4 separate regions of the Mus musculus genome follow, and all the other regions are linked to region 3. A link is a loop called in an ENCODE intact Hi-C map of the cell type or tissue named here. Cell type or tissue: left cerebral cortex. All regions are shown on one strand.

Region 1 (2,500 bases), 89 kb before region 3:
CTAAAGAGAGGGGGGAAAACACACATTTTTGATTAAGAGAGTTTCTTTCTACCAGTGTGACTCTAAGAATATTCTCTAAGAAACACTACAAATTATTAAACTAAATAAGTAAACAAACTGCCTAGCCTCCTCCCCTCTCATTTGGGAGTTGCCTTCAGAACATAAGGAAAGGAATTTGAAGCCAACTAAATCAATTCAGCTTTGTGGTTAATACAAGGGCTCTGCTGTCTGTCAGTTTTCAAGAGTGTGTTTCTCTGCATAGCCCTGGCTATCCTGAAGCTCACTCATAGACCAGGCTCAAACCCAGAGATCTGCCTGCCTCTGCCTCCCAAGTGCTGGGACTAAAGAAGTGCACCACCACGGCCATCAAAGAAGATTTTTTTTTTAATCAGAAAAAACGCTAGTTAAGATTTTAAAATGAAATGGAAACATCGACCTCTAGGAAGGTTTGAAATCAGCCAGGTTGCCTTCAACCCCTCTCTTGCTATTCATATTTATTAAGCATTTTCCACAAACAGCCTAAAGACAAGGCTCAGACCTTGAAAGGAGCAACTGACTGACTTCAAATTGTAGACCTGTTGGCAAAGAATGGTTAATTTAATGCTTTAAATGAAAACAACCAGTTTTGCCCTGCTCCTCTCTCCCATCTTCTAATTCAGGGCGTTGTGACTAGTTTTCCAAGGTGTACCAGGGCACCTGCCTTCCTTTCAGGAGGATATTCGCGCTCTAAAACAGAAACTTCAAATGTCCTTCTGCATCTTTGTCCCTCAGGACCCTGGAGGTCCCATTAGGGGCACGAGGAGGTCCGGGTGTGAAGAATTTCTGATTTTCAAAGGAAATGGTATAGGTTGAAGGATAGAGATTAATGAAATATTTGGCTGAAGAGGGGGAACGACTCTAGGAAAGGGAAATAAGGAAAAGGAGGTGAGGGAGGGGGAAGAGGAGGGGGGATTGGAAGAAGCGCTCTCTTTGAAACCTCCAACAGCCGCCTTTCGTTATTCTTAACCTTAGCTTGCTCAGCCGTTCTGTTTCTGGGCAGACAAAGGCACCCGGTCCAGCTCGCCTGCTGGTCCGTATTGGAACGCTCAAGTTTGTACCCTTTTTATTGTCCTCAGTTTGGAGCCCAGGTTGTCTAAATTGGTCCCAGGAAAGAGTCCTAGAGGCAGATCTGGCCATTCGCTTGGCATCAGAAGCAGCCTCAAAGTTTTCAGAAGCTCAGGGCTGTTTTTCCAGAAGTCTGCCAGCATCTCTCCGGCTATACCCAACTGGCTCTCGTGCCCTCAAGAATTTTCTTCTTGTGCGACGCCTAGGTTAAGTTCCCTTATCCAGCTGCCCGCTCCCACGTCCACACTCTGGGTCCCAGACCCGCTCACCCTCAGACTGCTGTCCTCACCGGGGTTCCTGCGGTCGCAGTGGCGCGATGCTGGAGGGCTGTGGCGACACGCTAAGGCCCGAAGGCAGTAGGCCCTCCCGGACTGCAGCTGGGACGCCTGGGGGCACGGCACCTCCGGGAGGTGGCAGCGGTGGCACTGCCAGCAGCTCCTCGCCCGAGGTCACCGCACAATCTTGCTCCGGCTCTTCGCCCCCACCGCCCCCACTCGGGGTCCCGCTACTACGTTTCTTATCTTCCTCTTTTTTCCACTTCATGCGACGGTTTTGGAACCAGATTTTGATGTGTCTCTCGGTCAAGTTCAACATCACTGCCAGCTCCACCCGGCGGGGCCGGGAGATGTATTTGTTAAATAAGAATTCCTTCTCCAGCTCCAGCAGCTGCGCCCGGGTGTAGGCAGTACGGGTCCTCTTGTTTTCCTCGGGTTCCGCTGTGTAAGCACCTCCTGTGGGTGATACAATCGGTCAGTGAGGTTCCCCGGGGCCCCATGAAGCTCAAATATTTTATTCCCAGGCCAGGAACAGCCCTCCTACTGATCGCAGCTGTTGAATCCAGCCGCAGCCCATTGCTCCAGAGACCCACTGCGGTTCCACCAGAGTCTTCCCTAAGCAATGGAGCCCTTTTCTCAGGCCATAGCCATGCCGGTTCTCATCTCAATATCACACTTGGAACTGGCAACCAGTGGTTTCAAAATTAGTTCATTTAATTGATGTTAAAATGCACATAATAAAAAAATGATCAACTCCTTTCTACTTAAGGATATGCCTTAAATGCAAAATTTTAAACAAACGTTCTGATGTTGACCCAGTTCAGTTCAGTCTGATTACTATCTCATCCTCATAGGTATATATATATCCAAGAAACATTTCTAGAATAAGCTTTTACCACAATTAATGCTAATTTCCTCTTTATTCCCTGTTTCATTAAAACAATGCTAAGCTCAACATGTTAACTTATTTTACTGGTGGCGAGGTCTTTAATTCTGGTTCTCTGGAGGCAGAAGCAGGGGGAGGCAGCCCCGGAGGCGAGCTTGGTTGCCTAGCTAGCTCCAGGTCAGCAACAGCAACGTAAATGAGTCTCAAAAATAATTTTAAGTGAATGTAACAACTC
Region 2 (2,500 bases), 120 kb before region 3:
CTGGAGAGAAGGCGGAGCCCCCCAGAAGCCTCGGAGGAAGTGGGGGAACTCCAGGGTCCCTGACTCTTCCCTCTCTCTGCCAAGCAAAGTCTCTCATAGAAATCCTCTCTTAGCATCACAGCGGACTCGGCTTCTTAAGAAGGTTTCTTCCTGACCCTTCCCTTCTAGAATCTCGTGTGTCTGAGAGTGTTGTGTGTTGGATTCGGGAGATTTTTCACGAAAGACCCGAGATTGCCGGTCTGTGGGACTCACAAGCTCTGTTTGCCCTTTCTGATGTCCGGATGTGTATAGGAGTGGGAAGGAAGTGAGCAAAGTGTGACAGGGAGTGGTACTAAGAGTCCCCCCTTTTTTGTTGTTCCGTGAAGCCTTCTCCAGCTCTTTGAGCTTCCGCTTCTCTGGATTTGCTCCTTGTTGGCACAGCCAGGCCACATGCCCGGGTTATGGCCACTTTGAGGAGGTTTATAGCCAATTACAGCCGTATAAATCAGAGCGGCACTTGGGGGCCTGTCGCTGGACACTTCTGCGTCACTGCGCACACCCCGTCAACATCTTGGTGGGCAATGCTGCCGGAGTGAAGTCTCCAGATTAGCCTCCAGTGGGCTTTGACATTGTCATTTCCAGGAGGACTTACTCCTAAACCGGTTCTCCGCATAAACCCTACTTTCCCAAGCCTGCCTGAAAGGTAGTGAGCGGAGGATCGCCGGTAGGGGTCTTAGCCCTCCGAAAGAACTTTTGCGTTCAGGGGGTGGGTGGTCCGAGACTAGGGTCCTGGGAGGGGGAGGAGAACCTCAGGAGCCCAGGCCGCGGGGTCAGCAGATGAGAGGTCGCTGTGAAGTCCCGCGCCGAGGTGGCAAGACCGCTGTCGGCGCCGGGCGCCCTTGTGATGTTAATGTAGGGAAGCTGTGGCCCGCAGTGCCGGAGCCCGACTCTTCTGCAGAGCGTCATCTGTCAAGGGGCAGAGGCGTGTACGCCGCCCGGCCGGCTTTGATGTACACCTTTCAGCCCTGCCATTGTCTCTTTTAGGGCCCGGAAAGAGGGTGGTGACTTTCGCAGTCAATAATGAATTCTGACAACTCCTTCTCATCCCTCCCCTCTTCCAGCCCCCCTCCTTGGTTCCCAGGGGGTGCGGGGCGCCTGCAAGCCCTTGGGGAGCGGACCGCAGGGCTCACGGACCATCTTTGCGTTCCTCAGCCAGCGCGTGGTGCTCTAAGAGCAGCATCCGTTCTAGGGCGAGGACCGCTGTGGGAAATTGTTCTGCGCCTCGCTTCCCAGGTCTGATAGTTTTCTTTAGTACTACAAGCTCTTTGCTATTCGGTCTGCACACTTAAGATTTGGTTCTGTCGTCTTCTGTGGAGTGGGGCACTAGCGAGTGTGTTACAGGCTCCAGTGAGCCCGCTCCCGACCGGTTGGATCCCTTTACTTCCAAAGCAGGCGCGGGGTCGGGGCCGCAGCGCCCATTCAAATGCGCCTGCGGGGCTGTGTTTATGTTAATGCTCCTGGCGGGGAAGGGGATGAAAGCTGAGGCCGCCATTTGCTCAGTAGTGGTAATTCAAACAGAATGCGGTTGTTATTAAGGCATTGAAAGCGCTTTTCTTTGATAAGATCGCCTTGTCTTGCATTGTTTGCGACTGTGTTCCCCTTTCAGCGGCGGGGGGACCTCTCTCTGATCCCTCCTGTATCTTCCCAGGACACTTTTGTAGTGGTTTGCAAAGGTTTTTACCTGAACAAAGTCAGCCTGCGGGGCCTTAAACACCCCTGGGCAACTCCCACCCCTTAGATCTCCTTGTTCAACTAGGCACTGAGCACTAAAATCTATCTGTTTTGATGTGAGACCTCTCCAACTTTGGACGTGGAACAGTTCCTGGCCAGCATTCTGTCCATTGAAGCATCCCCGACTTAACCGGGTTGAATAGCCAGACTCCTGCCTGATCCAGCAGCCCCGCGCTATTTGTCAAGGTCCTTCAGTAAAACAATCAATCCAAGATTTAATATGTTGACTCAATCCAATGATCACAGGTCACTTGGTCAGGATAGTTGCCTCGGGGGATAAATGGGAAATTAAAAAAGAAAGAATGCCCCAGGCCAAACCTAGCTGGGCAGGTGAGACGCGTTCCAAGTAGAAGGATTTTCCTCCTGACAACATGGAGATAGCACTCAGAATTCCAGGGCAGGACTTTGTGTGTGGTACTGGTGACTGGTGGGGATCTGCCAGCCCATGCATCCATCTTTCCACTATATTGAAACAAAAGGTAACTACCCGCTTACCTTGACGCCACATCCCAGGTATTTTCAAAGTGGCCTGCTGTTTCATTTCTAACAAGTCTGAAAATGTGGATATTGATATTCCTGGGGACTCTGGTCACTTTCCCACCGCCCTTTTTTCTGATCCTAAATATACTATATTTGATTTATGGAAAGGAGGGGTGCTGTGTGAGAGGTGTTCCTTTCAGGTTAGTTGTGCCTCCAGGCTTACACCCCCCTTCCCCAGGATCCTGTGAGT
Region 3 (2,500 bases):
CCGAGCCGCCACAAACAACTGGTTAAAAAAATCAAAGATGATTTGTTATGGGAGAGGGTGTGTGTGAGAGCAACTGCCTCGACAATGGGAGGGTCGCCATAGGGGGAGCTAACCTGCGTGGAGGGCGTGCCATCTCGCCATCTAGCAAGAGTGAGGGCTCAGTGGTCCCCTGGTGCTTGGCATGCGGTGCCCCCAAGCTATGGTCTCGGCCCCAAAGCTCCCGCAAACCAGCCGGTACGCATCAATGCAGCCTAATTCCCGTTCTAATTGCTCTCTGGGAAATTTGGGCTGGGCTGGGTGGCGGGAGAGCTGAGACTAGAGAGGGGCTCCCCGCTGGGCTGAGGCGGGTTAGGGCGGAACGGGTGTGGACGCTGCCCGAGGGTAGAAGGGGGAGGCTGCTGCGCTCCAAAGCTGGCAAGTCAGCCGAGGTGCCAATGCAAGGGCTCTCCTGGGAGCTGCCGAACGCCCCAAGCGAGGAAAGGGTTAAGAGCCCTTGAATACAAGCAAGGCCAAAGCTACTGGGAAAGAATATGGGGGGGGGGGGGGGAGAATAACCAGTTTCCCCCTCTCCCTCCAGCCCCTAGACCTTATTGAATGTCATTGAAGAAAGTTTTGAATGCCAGATAAAGAGAGGCGAATTAAAGTGTGTGACAGCGGAGGATAAGCAAACACAAAGAGAACTCTGTCACACTTTGGGACAAAATCCGTGGGCTTTTTACCAAGTCTCTTCGCTATGATTGAATTAAGTAATAGGAAAACATTTTCTTTCAGTTTAGAACCATTAGACAAAACCTTCAAAGCGAATAACACTTTTTAATGTGCGGCCCCACAGTGGACCGGGGTTTGTGCCGAAATGGTGAAACGGTTGGTTGTGTAACTCGGAACGGGGGAGTCCCGGGCAGGGACTGACCTGTCCCAGGGTGTTTTCACCCGGCCTGAAGAGAAGGCGCTGGCAACCTGGCTATGTCCAAACTCTGCGATGGGTAATGGACTCCCTGCTCGGTGTTCCTAGGTCACCGCTGCACCAGGCAATCACTTGATAAAAAGTTCTGCTTCGTGGAGCAGTACGGGCAGCTAGGTCCGCTCCCCGGGCGCACGGTGGCCCTGTCGCCCTGCCTTCTGCCTCTGCGTTCCCCAGTTCCTCTTGTGGTCTTCCCCGCAGCGGAGCTGCTTTTCTACTTAAAGCTCCAGGCCGAGCTCCCTTCGGCTGAACTGTTCTCCGCGGAACAAACGCCCCCTAGGGAGGGGCAGGGTGGGAGCAGGCAGCCGGATTAGCCTGACAGCCCTGCGACAGCCCCCCCCCCCCCATCGTCGCCCCCCCCCCCCCAGCCCCTGGGCCTCAGCGCCCGCTTCCCCGCCCCCAGCCGGTTTTCAAGTGTCCATCAGGTACGGCTCAAACTGGAACCGTTTCTGCGATCCCGGCCTTTTCTTCCCCGTGCACACCGCGGCCTCCCTTGTGAGATATTTGCAGGAAGGAAAAAAAAAAGCATAAATGTGGATTTTCCCCATCTCCATCCCTCAAAGATCATTTGCCTTCTCATAGAAGCCATATTTAAAACACCATCCGTCTCCCTGCCCTCTCTACCTCAGAAGCTTCTGCCTCAGAAGCAACTTCTAAGTTGGTTGTGCCTTTTGCTCTTTCACTTTTCTGGCTCCCTCACCATCCTGAAATCCGTGTTCTGGAAGAATGAGGGTCTGCTGTATCTGTTGCAAAAACTCCCTAACTCATAATAGGCTTATTTGTTGGGGGAATAAATCAAGGTGAAAGAACTCACCCGGAAGCAGGACTTTCCTTGGATTTTCTGCCGTGTCCGCCTAGCCTAATTCTACCTGGATCCTGAGGAGCCTGACTGGACTGGCAGACGTGTGTGGTGAGACCCAGGAGGTCAAGGGTCTTGGAATCTGCGGGTCCTCCCTCATTCCCGGGATCTGGGCCTTCATAAGACCTCAATGTGTTTGTTAACTGACTATCAGACAAACCTAAGAATGCCCCATCCACCCCCAGCCTCCGAGGCAGGTTCTAGAGACAAAATGGCTTCCATTCGAGGTAGTTCTTACGGAGAAAGACTTCATGTCTGAGATGTTTCCTGTTTATAGAAAAGAGGAGGTTGAGCTGGAAGGGGAAGAGATACATACAGTCCACGCCTAGGAAATAGCAGCACAGTTCTGCCTTTTTTTTTTATTTTATTTTATTTTATTTTATTTTATTTTATTTTATTTTATTTTTGGCTGAGGTACCAGAGAATTCCTGTTGTAAGGAAAGATTCTGTCTCCTGAGCAGCAGGTGTCTAGACAGCTGGCCCAGGGGCTTGCCAGCTGTCCCAATGAGCAGAAACAAGAGGCCAGGGGTGTCAGGGAATGCTGACTGCAACCAGGAGAGGAAGATCCCCAAGGAGATTGAGGACCGTGACAATGGGTGTGCACAGGAAGATGAGGTGAGACCCAGTCATGGAGACTTGAACTGACACCCTTGGATTTCTGCACGTGGTCCAAGATTTAC
Region 4 (2,500 bases), 81 kb before region 3:
TTTGCTTAGCACTTCTGGTCTAATTGCATGCATTTTGGTAAATTGGCTTCCATCTCGACGCTTCATTTATTCCCATTTAATATTTTTGCTGTGCTTTGCAAAAAGAAAAGGGTTTCTCAGCAGAAAAACAAGCTCGCTGCTTTTCACAGGAAACAAATAAATAAATTCTCACAGGATGAGCAAAAACTTGAGGGAAGGATTTCCCACCATATGTGTGTGTGGATTTGTGTGTGTGTGTGTGTGTGTGTGTGTGTGTGTGTGTGTGTGTGTATACAGAGGCACATTCTTTGATTTCAGAATTAATGTTTTCAGCCATCTCCTTCCTTTAAAAGGGATTTAGGAAACAAAGATCCAACAGCTATTTAGTATACCTTTAGAGAGGCCAAAGTCAGCCCAGCTTTTGATTTGGCTAATGGTTACATACAGCAGAACTCTGAGGTTCTTTCTCTGCCTCTCTGGCTCCCAGCACCATCAGGTGGCTAAATCCATTATGGGTGATACGCATTTCCGCTCTGAATCCAGGCCGCCTGTGCCCTCCTCTGCCTCCAGAAGGCCTCTGAGATACCCAGCCATTAGGCAAGAGCCTTCCCGAGCCATTTAACAGCAGCTCTTATGGATAAATAAACAAAAACGGCTGTAAACCAATTATACTGTGGACAGTGAAAAAGTCTTTTATTAGCAGGACGTCCTGATAGTCCTCCCTGATACTGGAGGTACCCTGCCTCCTCTCTTCCTTCCACTTCTGCTGAGACTCTGTCCCAGCCCTGGCCTTCCTTCTTAGTGGTTTTGCAGGCAAGCCAAAGGCTGGTTTGGACTAGATTGTAGGAATTAAGCTATTTTAGCCCAATGAGTGAGTGAGTGAGTGTGTGTGTGTGTGTGTGTGTGTGTGTGTGTGTGAGTCTATTCTCAACTGCAGGCAAAGATAGGATTACACGAACTTTAATTTTTAAAACCATATTCATCCCAAAAATTACTTTGCTATTAAAAATTAAATAAAATTATGCCCTGAGTTGAGAAAACCCAAGAAAGCAAACCATGTATATTTCATGAGAGTACTATGTTCATGACTGATTTTTTTTTTCCCCCTCGCTTATGATAGCAAGAATGGTAGTGGCATGGAAGCATGCCCAGCAGAGTTTGCTCAGGGACTCAATCCAGATCCCGAATCTGAATCACAGCAGGGAGGAGGGACCTGGAAGTTAGGATGCTGTGTTCAGTTGCTTTCTAGGGCAAAACAATTCTAGTATCCCAAGCAGAATGCTGAAATGATGTTCCAGAGAATTCAGCAGCCAAACCCACCACTCTACAATCAGATCGTTTCAGCTTTATTAGGATTTCTATTGCTTTGATAAAACACCATGACAAAAAGCGACTGGGGAAGGAAAGGGTTTATTCCAGCTTACAACTATCAGGCCCCACTCACAGAGGGACACTGCTTACTGGCTTGCTCCTCACTGCCTGCTCAGCCTGCTTTCTTATAGCCCCCAGGGCCACCAGCCCAGAGGTGGTATTGCCCACAACAACTGCCAATCAAGAAAGCACACAGGCACCGCAGGCTTGTCGGGAGACCTATCTGGTGGGGGCATTTACTCAGTTGCAAATCCCTCCTCCCAAGTGAGTCCAGCTTGTGCCTCCTTGACACAAACTAGCCAGCATGTAAATACAGCTTAAAAATGGAGGGCGGTCTCACAGTGCTCTTACAATGTATCCTATTTGCTTGAGTTGTGAGGGTAGAAGAGGCAGCAAGCACAGGGACTCTGGAGGTCCCTGGGTTGGCTACATGCTTGCTCCTCAAGAGCCAGCCAGTGGTGGCTGGGTTTAGGTTTCATCCCTCTGTGTCCTTCAATTAGCTTCAAGGTCAGCTGCTGGGCCCCCTGCCCCCAGTCTCTGTGGCCTCCCCTAGAAGTTGCATACCTACCCCTCTAGCCTGATTCCACCCAAGCTCTGTTTTTTTTTTTTTCAAACTAGATGTGTAGTGTCCAATCGTCTTTGCCTCACTGCTGCCTGTCTGTTCTAAGTCTTCTATAGCAAGCGTCTACTAACATTTCCCCTCTGCCTCCTTCCCCTCCAATGCCTCTGACTGTGTCCCACTCTTGGGGACTCCTCTTTTTTTTCAAGTTTCTTTTGTGTTCCACACTGCCAGGTCCCACCTGCTGTCTCTCTCAACCTCTGATATTTTGAATGGTTTATTGGTTTCAATGTTATTTATTGATTACATGCCTAGAGAACACCTACTGTGTGCTTGTTTGGGGGGGGGGAGTCAGACTCAGTGGTGGAGATGGATTTGAGGGCTGAAGAGACAGCTCAGCAGTTAAGAGCACACAATTCTTTTGTAGAGGACCTAAATTTGGTTTCCATCTCTCTATAGGTAGCTCACAACTGCTTATAACTCCTGCTTCAGGCACCCATAACTTCTTCTGGGCTATACAAGCATCTGCACTCACATGCACACACCCATACATACATACATACATACATACATACATACATACATACATGT

The links. Hi-C counts contacts between places; a loop is a spot of excess contacts. Peaks named below come from ENCODE experiments on the same cell type or tissue, not always from the same donor. Only the 100,000 strongest peaks of a DNase experiment are listed, where the experiment ranks them.
Region 1: a loop joins it to region 3, with 3 times the contacts of the local background. A loop is called at or near these places in 7 of 42 quality-filtered maps.
Region 2: a loop joins it to region 3, with 5 times the contacts of the local background. A loop is called at or near these places in 8 of 42 quality-filtered maps.
Region 4: a loop joins it to region 3, with 5 times the contacts of the local background. A loop is called at or near these places in 7 of 42 quality-filtered maps.

What each region holds. Positions count from the first base shown.
Region 1 is chr5:147,273,715-147,276,214 of GRCm38, reverse strand. It overlaps Pdx1 (pancreatic and duodenal homeobox 1), which reads right to left. Exons shown (of 2, transcript NM_008814.4): 2 at 367-1,835. The coding sequence ends at 1,390. Among named protein-coding and RNA genes, the nearest start is that of Plut, 3.4 kb to the right of the region's middle. In left cerebral cortex, no CTCF peak of the experiment used is centred here; no DNase peak of the experiment used is centred here.
Region 2 is chr5:147,303,464-147,305,963 of GRCm38, reverse strand. The region is part of intron 1 of Cdx2 (caudal type homeobox 2); the gene reads left to right. Among named protein-coding and RNA genes, the nearest start is that of Cdx2, 2.5 kb to the left of the region's middle. In left cerebral cortex, no CTCF peak of the experiment used is centred here; no DNase peak of the experiment used is centred here.
Region 3 is chr5:147,184,776-147,187,275 of GRCm38, reverse strand. No RefSeq gene overlaps it. Among named protein-coding and RNA genes, the nearest start is that of Gsx1, 2.7 kb to the left of the region's middle. In left cerebral cortex, no CTCF peak of the experiment used is centred here; DNase peaks (open chromatin) are centred at 218 and 996; H3K4me3 peaks cover 605 bases.
Region 4 is chr5:147,265,647-147,268,146 of GRCm38, reverse strand. All of the region lies in intron 1 of Plut (PDX1 associated lncRNA, upregulator of transcription), which reads left to right. Among named protein-coding and RNA genes, the nearest start is that of Pdx1, 3.2 kb to the left of the region's middle. In left cerebral cortex, no CTCF peak of the experiment used is centred here; no DNase peak of the experiment used is centred here.